Regions from separate parts of the Homo sapiens genome. Here region 2 is linked to region 1. Evidence: read pairs that join two places in POLR2A ChIA-PET (ENCODE). Cell type or tissue: PC-9. All regions are shown on one strand. Links, peaks and the distances in the headings refer to the core of each region. The heading gives the core; the rest is flanking DNA. Region 1 has its middle 41 kb from the start of RAD23B. Region 2 has its middle 120 kb from the start of RAD23B.

Region 1 (4,399 bases), core at 173-4,172:
CTCATGCCTGTAATCCCAGCACTTTGTGAGGGGGAGGTGGGTGGATCACCTGATGTCAGGAGTTTGAGACCAGCCTAGTCAACATGGTGAAACCCCATCTGTACTAAAAATACAAAAATTAGCCAGGCATGTTTGTAGGTGCCTGTAATCCTAGATACTTGGGAGGCTGAGGCACGAGAATCGCTTGAACCCTGGAGGCAGAGGTTGCAGTGAGAAGAGATTGCACCACTGCACTCCAGCCTGGGCAACAAGAGAGAAACTCCCTCTCAAAAAAAAAAAAAAAGAAAAAGAAAGATTTCACCCCAGCTCTTCATACTCTGCACGAGTATTCAACACTCTCTCTTTGTCAGGTTATATTAATGGAGCTTGAAATGTCTAACATTCAAGCTAATGTCAGAACATAGACAACTTTAAGTAAACCATAAAAGATTTTAAAGAGACAGTAGAAAATGACTGGCTTACATCAGATATTGGAAAAGTCTGAACCAAACAGAGCATCAGCTCTCTTTCTAAGGAGCATGCCATTCATAGATTCTCATGAATAAGGGTACTTTGCTCACTTCCAGCAACTCCATTTTTTAAAGTTTTCTGTTTTAGCAACTCATAGATGAGTTTTAGCTACCCATGTATGCTGGCAAAGCTGAGTATTATCTTTCCTGGCTATGTATGTAGATGGACCGTGGCATGTAACTTATGGCTTGTTTGTGTAGAAGAGTGATACACAACACCTTCATGAGAAGTGTTTTTCTGCAGAGAGGAAAGGAGCGCTGTGGGATTGAGAGGAATTTACAATGCTTTTAATTAAAAACCAATGTTTTTGTTCTTAAAAAAATTTTTGAAGCAATTCTAGCAAAATGTTGGTATTTGTTAAAACTGACTGGTAAGTACACAGGCATTTATTATACTCTTCTGGATATTTTTCTAAATCTTTGAAATGTTTTATAACTACATATTTTTTAAAGGCCCAAGGCCTACTATTTACTACAAAAAAATAAAAACGACAAAAACACAGGGAGCACAAGCAGATACAGCCCCAGCTCCCACAGGAGTCACTGCCCCCTGAAGGAAGGAAGTAGCCCATAATCAAATAATCATAGATAGGCACATAGTTACAAACTGCGATCAGTTTTACAAAGCTAAGGGCTGGAGTGCTATGAAAGCTTCTAACTCTGGTACCTGACTAGGACTCCAAGTCAAGGAATGCTTCTCAGAAGAAGTGGAAATTCAGCTATGAGCCAAAGGCTACATAGGTGTTTACTAGGACACGTGGGTTAGGGCACAAAAAGAACTATCAAAAGGCCAGGTGAGGCCAGGCACAGTGGCTCACACCTGTAATCCTGCACTTTGGGAGGCTGAGACAGGGGTATCATTTGAGGTCAGGAGTTTGAGACTAGCCTGGCCAACACGGTGAAACCCCGTCTCTGCTAAAAATATTAAAAAATTAGCTGGGCATGGTGATACACACTTGTAATCCCAGCTACTCAGGAGATTGAGCCAGGAGAATCACTTGAACCAGGAGGTGGGGAAAGAAAAGAAAGGAAAAGAAAAGAAAAGAAAGAGAAAGAAAGGAAGGAAGAGAGAGAGAGAGAAAGAGAGAGAGAGGGAGGGAGAGAAGGAGGGAGAGAGGGAGGGAGGGAAGGAAGGAAGGGAAAGAAAGAAAAGAAAAGAAAAGAAAGAAAGGAAAGAAAGAAAAAGAAAGAAGGAAAGAAAGAGAAAGAAAGAAAAGGAAGGAAGGAAGGAAGGAAGGAAGGAAGGAAGGAAGAGAAAGAGAAAGAAAGAAAGGAAGGAAGGAAGGAAGAAAGAAAGAAAGAAAGAAAGAGAAAAAGAAAAGAAAAAAGAAAAGGGAGGGAGGAAGGGAGGGAGGGAGGGAGGAAGGAAGGAAGGGAAAAGACAGAGAAAGAGAGGGAGAAAGAAGGGAGAAAGGGACAGAGAGAGAGAAGGAAAGAAAGAAAATAGAGTGGAACTACAAATGTTAAACCTTGAGTATTAAGGATCTGTTCTATAACCAGTGTCACAATGGCAAACTAACTCTCCAAAATAGGGGGGAAACATGTAATAAATCAGAAGAAAACTATGATTTCAATCTAACCTTGAGTTTATAAATCTCATTCATTCTTTGCTTCCTTATGCGTAGAATGAGGAATCCCTTGCAGGGATAAAACCTTCATTATTTTATGAAATGAAATGAGGTCTTTTATGATCAAGATTTAAATTATGTTCATTAACGGTTATAGCTTTCTAGTTTCATTGTCAGGGCGTGGGGACACAAAACATCTGCCATCTGCTTGCTAGTGGTTGCTGACTCGTAAAATGGCATTTTCCCTCTTCTCTTTACATAATCATCACTGAGACTAGTTAAGTGATTTGACTTTGCCTTTTTAACACCTAGTCTTGAGCCTACTGTGAGGAGTCATCTAATAAGTCAAATATCTGTATAACTACTGTAAGCATTTTTTATATCCAAATTTTTTTTCCTCCAGGACCTAAGATTAATTCTACCATTAAAATTTTAAGTACCTGATTTTCTAGAGCCTCTCTAGGTACTGGCTTACTGTATGCAATTGTCTGAGGTCCTCAGGCATCCCTGGCTTTCTAAAGAAGTTGAAAAGAAAAACATAATAATAATCAGGGCTGATGCTATCTCACTAATCCCAGTTTGGTACACCATAGCTGTTTTCAATAGCTTTTATGCTTCAGGTTATACAGAAAGTAGAATTTTCCAATTACAATTTTTTTTTTAAGACTGCAATGCAAGAGTGGTCCCTTTGACAAAGGAGATTCTTAGGCAGAATCTCCCAGCGTCATTGACAATGGGCCACAATAATTTCTCTTCTAAAATATTCCTACATGATTCGTTTATTGCACTAAATAAAAGTGAATGGTGGCACATGCTCACATGGAATATCATTTGAAATCTCTCCAAGGGCTTCTTATTACTTTAAAAACACCCCATTACAGTAATTTATTGTTACACCTTATTCACTCGTGCTTGCTTCAAGGGCTGTAATTAGAACCTGGAGAGCCATCCAGGGGCACATGGCCATAGGTTGGCCATATTGCTCCAAGAGACTTTCTAAATTTTTATTATGGACATGAATTTTCAAACATACCCCAAATTAGAGAGAATAGCACAATGAACCAACATGTACCCAACACTCAGCTTTGATAATTATCAATTCATGACTTTTCATGATCTCACCACCTTTCCATTCACTCAATCATGTTTTAGATTCCAGAGAGGCTTTCAAAGGAAGTCGTGGAATCTTCTGTGGCAATAACAACCATTCACATTCACTCCCGGAGATGTAGACTTTCTTGTGGCCTTACAGATTGATCACAGCCATCAAAGGAGGAATGAACACGTTTCCTGAGGCACTCTATTTACATACTCAGGGTTTTTCATCAATCATGTAAAAGAGAGTTACATTTTCAGGTCAAAGTGACTCATCAAGCCAGAGGGGTGAGTCATGGAAGACATATGACGCTTTCCAGTTTAACCTGCTGTGCGACTATGAACACCTGTAACAGTCATCTTGCCATAAATCTCTCCCTGACCTTTCTGTGACAAGAGAAACTGCTACCAAATCCTGAATCCTACCTGTATAGTAAGAAATGATTTCAGTGTTTATTGCAGAAATCTTCTATTTGGAGAATTTAAATTTAAATCAAATTCAGAGGCAAATTCATATCTTACTTTAGAAGTAAAGCAAATCATTGGAAAAAGCACTGGGGGAGAGAGATTGAGATAGAGAAAGAGAGAGATTCTCTTTCAATCAGCAATTCTGTGTCTATTAGTTTTTCTTGAAATAAGCAAGTCTTGAAAGATGTATGTACTGGGTGTTTATTGCAGTAGATTGAATATTACGAAAATATTGAAAATTATCCAAAAATCTAAGGCTATGAAACTTAATTATGGAATATTCATACAATGAAATATTATGAAGTCTTGAAGAATGATAGGAAATTGTGATATATTGTTTTAAAAGTTGTATCTTCAATAAATAGTGAAAAGAGGAAGATATCAGAAAAACCTACAGATTAAAAGAGACTTATGAAACTTTTTTTTTAATGGGGGAGACAAGTTCTCACTCTGTTGCCCAGGCTGGAGTGCATAGTGTGATCATGGCTTACTGCAGCCTCAACTTCCTGATCTCAAGTGATCCTCCTGCCTCAGCCTCCCAAGCAGCTGGGACTATAGGTGCACACTACCATGTCCAGCCAGGAAACATATTAACCAGTTGCAATGTACTGCATTGCCCTCATAAGTCTAAGCATGCACACATACAGAATATTAAGGAAATGTAAACACTGACCAATTATTGAATTATACTATGGAATTTTTATAATTATTTTTAAGTGTGATAATGGTTTTTTTTTTAGTTCTATATTTTAGAGAAAA
Region 2 (4,399 bases), core at 216-4,215, 77 kb before region 1:
CCAGTGACTTCAGCCACCACCCCAGAGTCCTCCTCACTGTCCCATCTCCCAAATCTCTACATTGAAGCAGTCTCTAAGTCTTCTGCATTCTTCCTCCCATGTCTTGAGTCAGTCTTCTCTGTCCCATTACTCTTGCTTCTGCCTCGCAAGAGTACTACATGCCTGCCAGACTACTATCATCCTTGGATTTCTGAAGGGCCTCCTACTTCTCCCCTTCTAATCAAGGCTTCATCTTTCTGCCAGAATTATCTTTCTACCATGCCAATTCAATCCTGTTGGATTAATCCTACAGTTTAAAATCTTTACTGGCTTTCTATTGCAAACAATGTCAAGTCCAAACTCCAGCCTGGCATAAAAGGACTTCCCTCAGCTGGGCTCTGACTACCCCTCCTGCCACCTCTCCAGCTGATCCTCACATCATCTTTTCTCTAGCAGAAATAAATTTCTTTGCTGTTTCCTAAGCATTCTATAGTTGCACATTGTTCTCTCTGCCTCTAATATCCTTTCTCTGACTTGACCTTCCTTTCTGATATACTGTATCCTCTTAGAAGCCTTCCTATTCTTTTCCTCACTCCCACCAGACTGAATTAAATGCAGTCTTTTGTCTTCTCCAAACTTAAGTGGGTTAGCAATTACCTTTACTGTTCTGCAAGAGAGGATGGGCACATGTCTAGTTACTTCTATATCCCCAGGGTGGCACTCTTCCTACAAGGTATACTCTTGGACAAAAATGTTAGCTCCTCTGAGCTGCAAATTCACTTTTGCAAAAATAAATTAGTCCTACCCTCCTCAAATGGCTCTTGTAAAAACAAAATGAACAATGCAAACAAACAAAAACAAACAAAAAATTGCCCAGAATTTAGACCAAAAAAAAAAAAATTCAAATCTTGCTAGTACTTTTGACTCACACATTTCAGCAAGAATTCCCCATCACCATCCAACTATGCTCAAACAGCTTCTCTCCAAGACCTCTTTATTTTCACCAACACCATCCAAATTATTCACACTCTAAACCTGTCTTTTCCCCATTTCTGCCTATATTCATTTGTTGTTCATGGAGACTTGTTGAATTTTTCTTTCATATTTCTAGTAACATCTTCCTGTCCATTTCCAATGCCACCTGTCCTACTTTGAGAACAAATGGACTCAGTCTTGTATTATTCCTTGAAATCTTCACTGGTCATCCTGCTCCCACTTCGCCCAATCCTCTCCGTTCCTCCTGGTTCTTCAAGCTGCACCATGGCCAGAAGCTCCCTGTCTACTCACACAGGAGTGAAATGTGCAGGGGTGTGATGGGAAATAATTGAGTGTCAACTTGATTGGACTGAAGGATGCAAAGTATTATTTCTGGGTGTGTCAGTGAGGGTGTTGTTCAAGGAGGTTAATATTTGTGTCAGTGGACTGGGAAAGGCAGACCCACCTCAACCTGGGTGGGCACAATCTAATCAGCTGCTAGCACAGCCAGAATAAAAGCAGGCAGAAGAATATGGAAAGACTAGACTGGCTGAGTCTTCCAGCCTACATCTTTCTCCAATACTGTATGCTTCCTGCCCTTGAACATTGGACTCCAACTTCTTCAGCTTTTGGACTCTGGGACCTTCAACCACAGACTGATGGCTGCACTGTCAGGTTCCCTACTTTTGAGGTTTTGGGACTCAGACTGGCTTCCTTGCTCCTTAGCTCGTAGACAGCCTATTGTGGGACTTCACCTTGTGATCATGTGAGTCAATACTCCCTAACAAACTCCCCTTTATATATACATCTATCCTATTAGTTCTGTCCCTCTAGAGAACCCTGACTAATAAAATGGGCTAATAAATTGAAAGCAGTCCAACAATCATGACAAAAGAGTGTTGCTTGATGACTTCCTGAAGCTGGAGAGATTCTCTTTTTCCAGGTATCCAGTTCAACATTTGGCCAACGTTGTGCATGAGTTACAGAGAAGTGATGTAAACCAAATTGCATACAACAAAAAGTCAGAGGAAAAGCAAATACAACAGGTGTTTTTCCAACCTTCCAGAATGTTGAGTAAGAATGGATAAAATGTTGTGAGTAATGACAAATTCACTTTTTATTCATATTCCAAAAATCAAATACTAGACCAGGGTGCTCATGCTTAAAAACATTAAGAGCTCTAACCAAGTCAAGCCAGTAACTAGGAATACAGGCACATGCCACCACACCCAGCTAATTTTAAAAAACCTTTTGTAGAGAAGGGGTCTTGCTATGTTGCCCAAGCTGGTCTTAAACTTCTGGCCTTATGTGAACCTATAGTGTAATATGACTACTGAAAAAAAAGTGTGTCTCATGAGCATGGTGTTGCAAACTCAGGAAGTAATTGACCTATTGTGTTCAGCTCCAAGCAGACAATATCTGGAATGTATGGGACCACATTTGAAGAGGAACGTTGGCCAATTGCAAGATAACCTTGAATGAGCAATCAAAATAAAGAAGGGTGAAAATATCAACAATGGAACACATACAGCACCATTTATTTCAAAATTGTAGAGGAAGCCTCAGATGAATCTGTGTTACATCATTATACTAAAGGCCAATTTTCTTCAACATCAGTAAAAAGCAATCATTTGAAAGACAGATAATATGAAGAGTCACTTTGGCTGGCTTAAACTTAGCACCTTGCTCTTGCCTGTAACTCATTGCAATTGCTTCTTCCTTTGGGTAAATAGTCATTCAGTTATTTTTTTTTTAATTTAACTGAAAATGTAAAAAAAAAAAAATCAACCCTGTTGTCAATCAGACTGTAATAAATAATGTTTCTACGCAAACAGAGTCAAAGCCACATTAGAGATAAAAAGTTACCTCTGGGAGATTACTATTATTACTTTTTTTACCAACGACATCCCAGTCCCATTTTGTTCTTCCTGCTTCCTCAACAAGAATTTCTCAGATACCAAGTTGCTGAATTGTCCTCACATTCTAATAACATCTAATACAAAACTGGCTCTTGTTTCTCTAGTTTTTCCCTTACAGTCACCTAGCCTAAACCCAAATCCTTCAATAAGCCCCTCCAATGCCCTCTTGTTGAGAAACCACGTGCTCTTCCTTACTGCAGCAAGATCAATAAACCTACACGTGTTTGACTATAGGTGTGTTCCTCGCAGTCTTTGACTAGTAGGCTTCAATACATCAAATATTTATTGAGCATCTACTATGTGCTAGGTACTGTACTAGGTGATGAGAGAAAGTAAGGAGTTGATTACAGATAAGAAAATGGAGGAATCTGGGACAATTCCAGAGCAACTGATGACAAGAATGGAAAAAAGAAATGAGGAACTAACCCTCATTTCTTGAGCCAACTGTGTACAGGGCAACTAGCCTTCCCTTATCTCCCACTGCAGGTCCCCGCTGGGTAGACACAGACTCTGTACCAAGTGGCACAGAATAGGGGTAGACAGCAGCCCCAGGTGGGAACTGTCTTTTAGACTAGGAGCCCTTGACTTGTGTGGCCTTTATCGAAAAATGATGAGTTAGGCCTATTATATTCCTACGTAGGATGTTGAGCTAAAATTCACATAGGCCAGTTCCAGCTGACAATGAAGTCAAACCGACTACGAAGCATTACCCATCTGTAGAGGGAACTGGGTGGCCATTGTGAACTATCTGCAACTGAAGGAGGAGAAAACAGATCAGCGGACAGTTGAGACTAGAGGTCATGTGCAGAGAGCATCAGAGATGTCTTAAGTGAGGTCATGAAGCCCTCAAGAGATAGAGCAGCCTTTTTGTGCAATGATATTCCCATTCACATATGCATGGGGCCCGAATGAACTTGGGTTCCTGTCTTGAGTCTCATGTGGCCTGTCTTCACAGTTGGTACCCCTTTTGTTGAACTAGCTCTTATTGCCACATTAAGAGCCCTAACCAACTCAGGAAAGAACAAGAGATCTTTTCTTTTTTGGGGGCAGGGTCTCACTCTGTCACCCAGGCTGGAGTTCAGTGGTATAATCATGGCACACTGCACCCTTGAATTCCTGGGCTCAAGTGGCCCTCCCACCTCAGCCTCTCAAGTAGCTAGGACTACAGGCACACGCCACCACACTCAGCTAATTTTTAAACATTTTGTAGAAAAGTGGTCTTGCTATGTTGCCCAGGCTGGTCTCAAACTTCTGGCCTCAAGCAAACCTCCCCTCTCAGTTTCCCAAAGTGCTGGGATTACAGGTGTGAGCCACCACACCCAGCTGAGATTTTTAAACATTACAAGACTAGTAATCTAAAAAAAATAAAGGAGAATGAAGGGAAGTAGAGTTCATACAGCACCCTCTGAGTTTAGCATGGAACCATCCAGGGACCGGAATAGATGATGAAGGCAGGAAGAGGTTGATGGTGGAACTAGTGTCATACTAGATGGTATCAAGCCTCGTTGCTGCCATTGTCTTGCTTT

Evidence for each region. Peaks named below come from ENCODE experiments on the same cell type or tissue, not always from the same donor. Only the 100,000 strongest peaks of a DNase experiment are listed, where the experiment ranks them.
Region 2: POLR2A ChIA-PET joins it to region 1 with 10 read pairs; 2 of 35 experiments call an interaction of 5 or more read pairs at or near these places.

The regions. Positions count from the first base shown.
Region 1 is chr9:107,240,549-107,244,947 of GRCh38, forward strand. No RefSeq gene overlaps it. Among named protein-coding and RNA genes, the nearest start is that of RAD23B, 41 kb to the right of the region's middle. RefSeq lists an enhancer at 2,976-4,175. In PC-9, for the core only: no CTCF peak of the experiment used is centred there; DNase peaks (open chromatin) are centred at 2,343 and 3,403; H3K4me3 peaks cover 865 bases; H3K27ac peaks cover 2,684 bases.
Region 2 is chr9:107,163,226-107,167,624 of GRCh38, forward strand. No RefSeq gene overlaps it. Among named protein-coding and RNA genes, the nearest start is that of RAD23B, 120 kb to the right of the region's middle. In PC-9, for the core only: no CTCF peak of the experiment used is centred there; no DNase peak of the experiment used is centred there.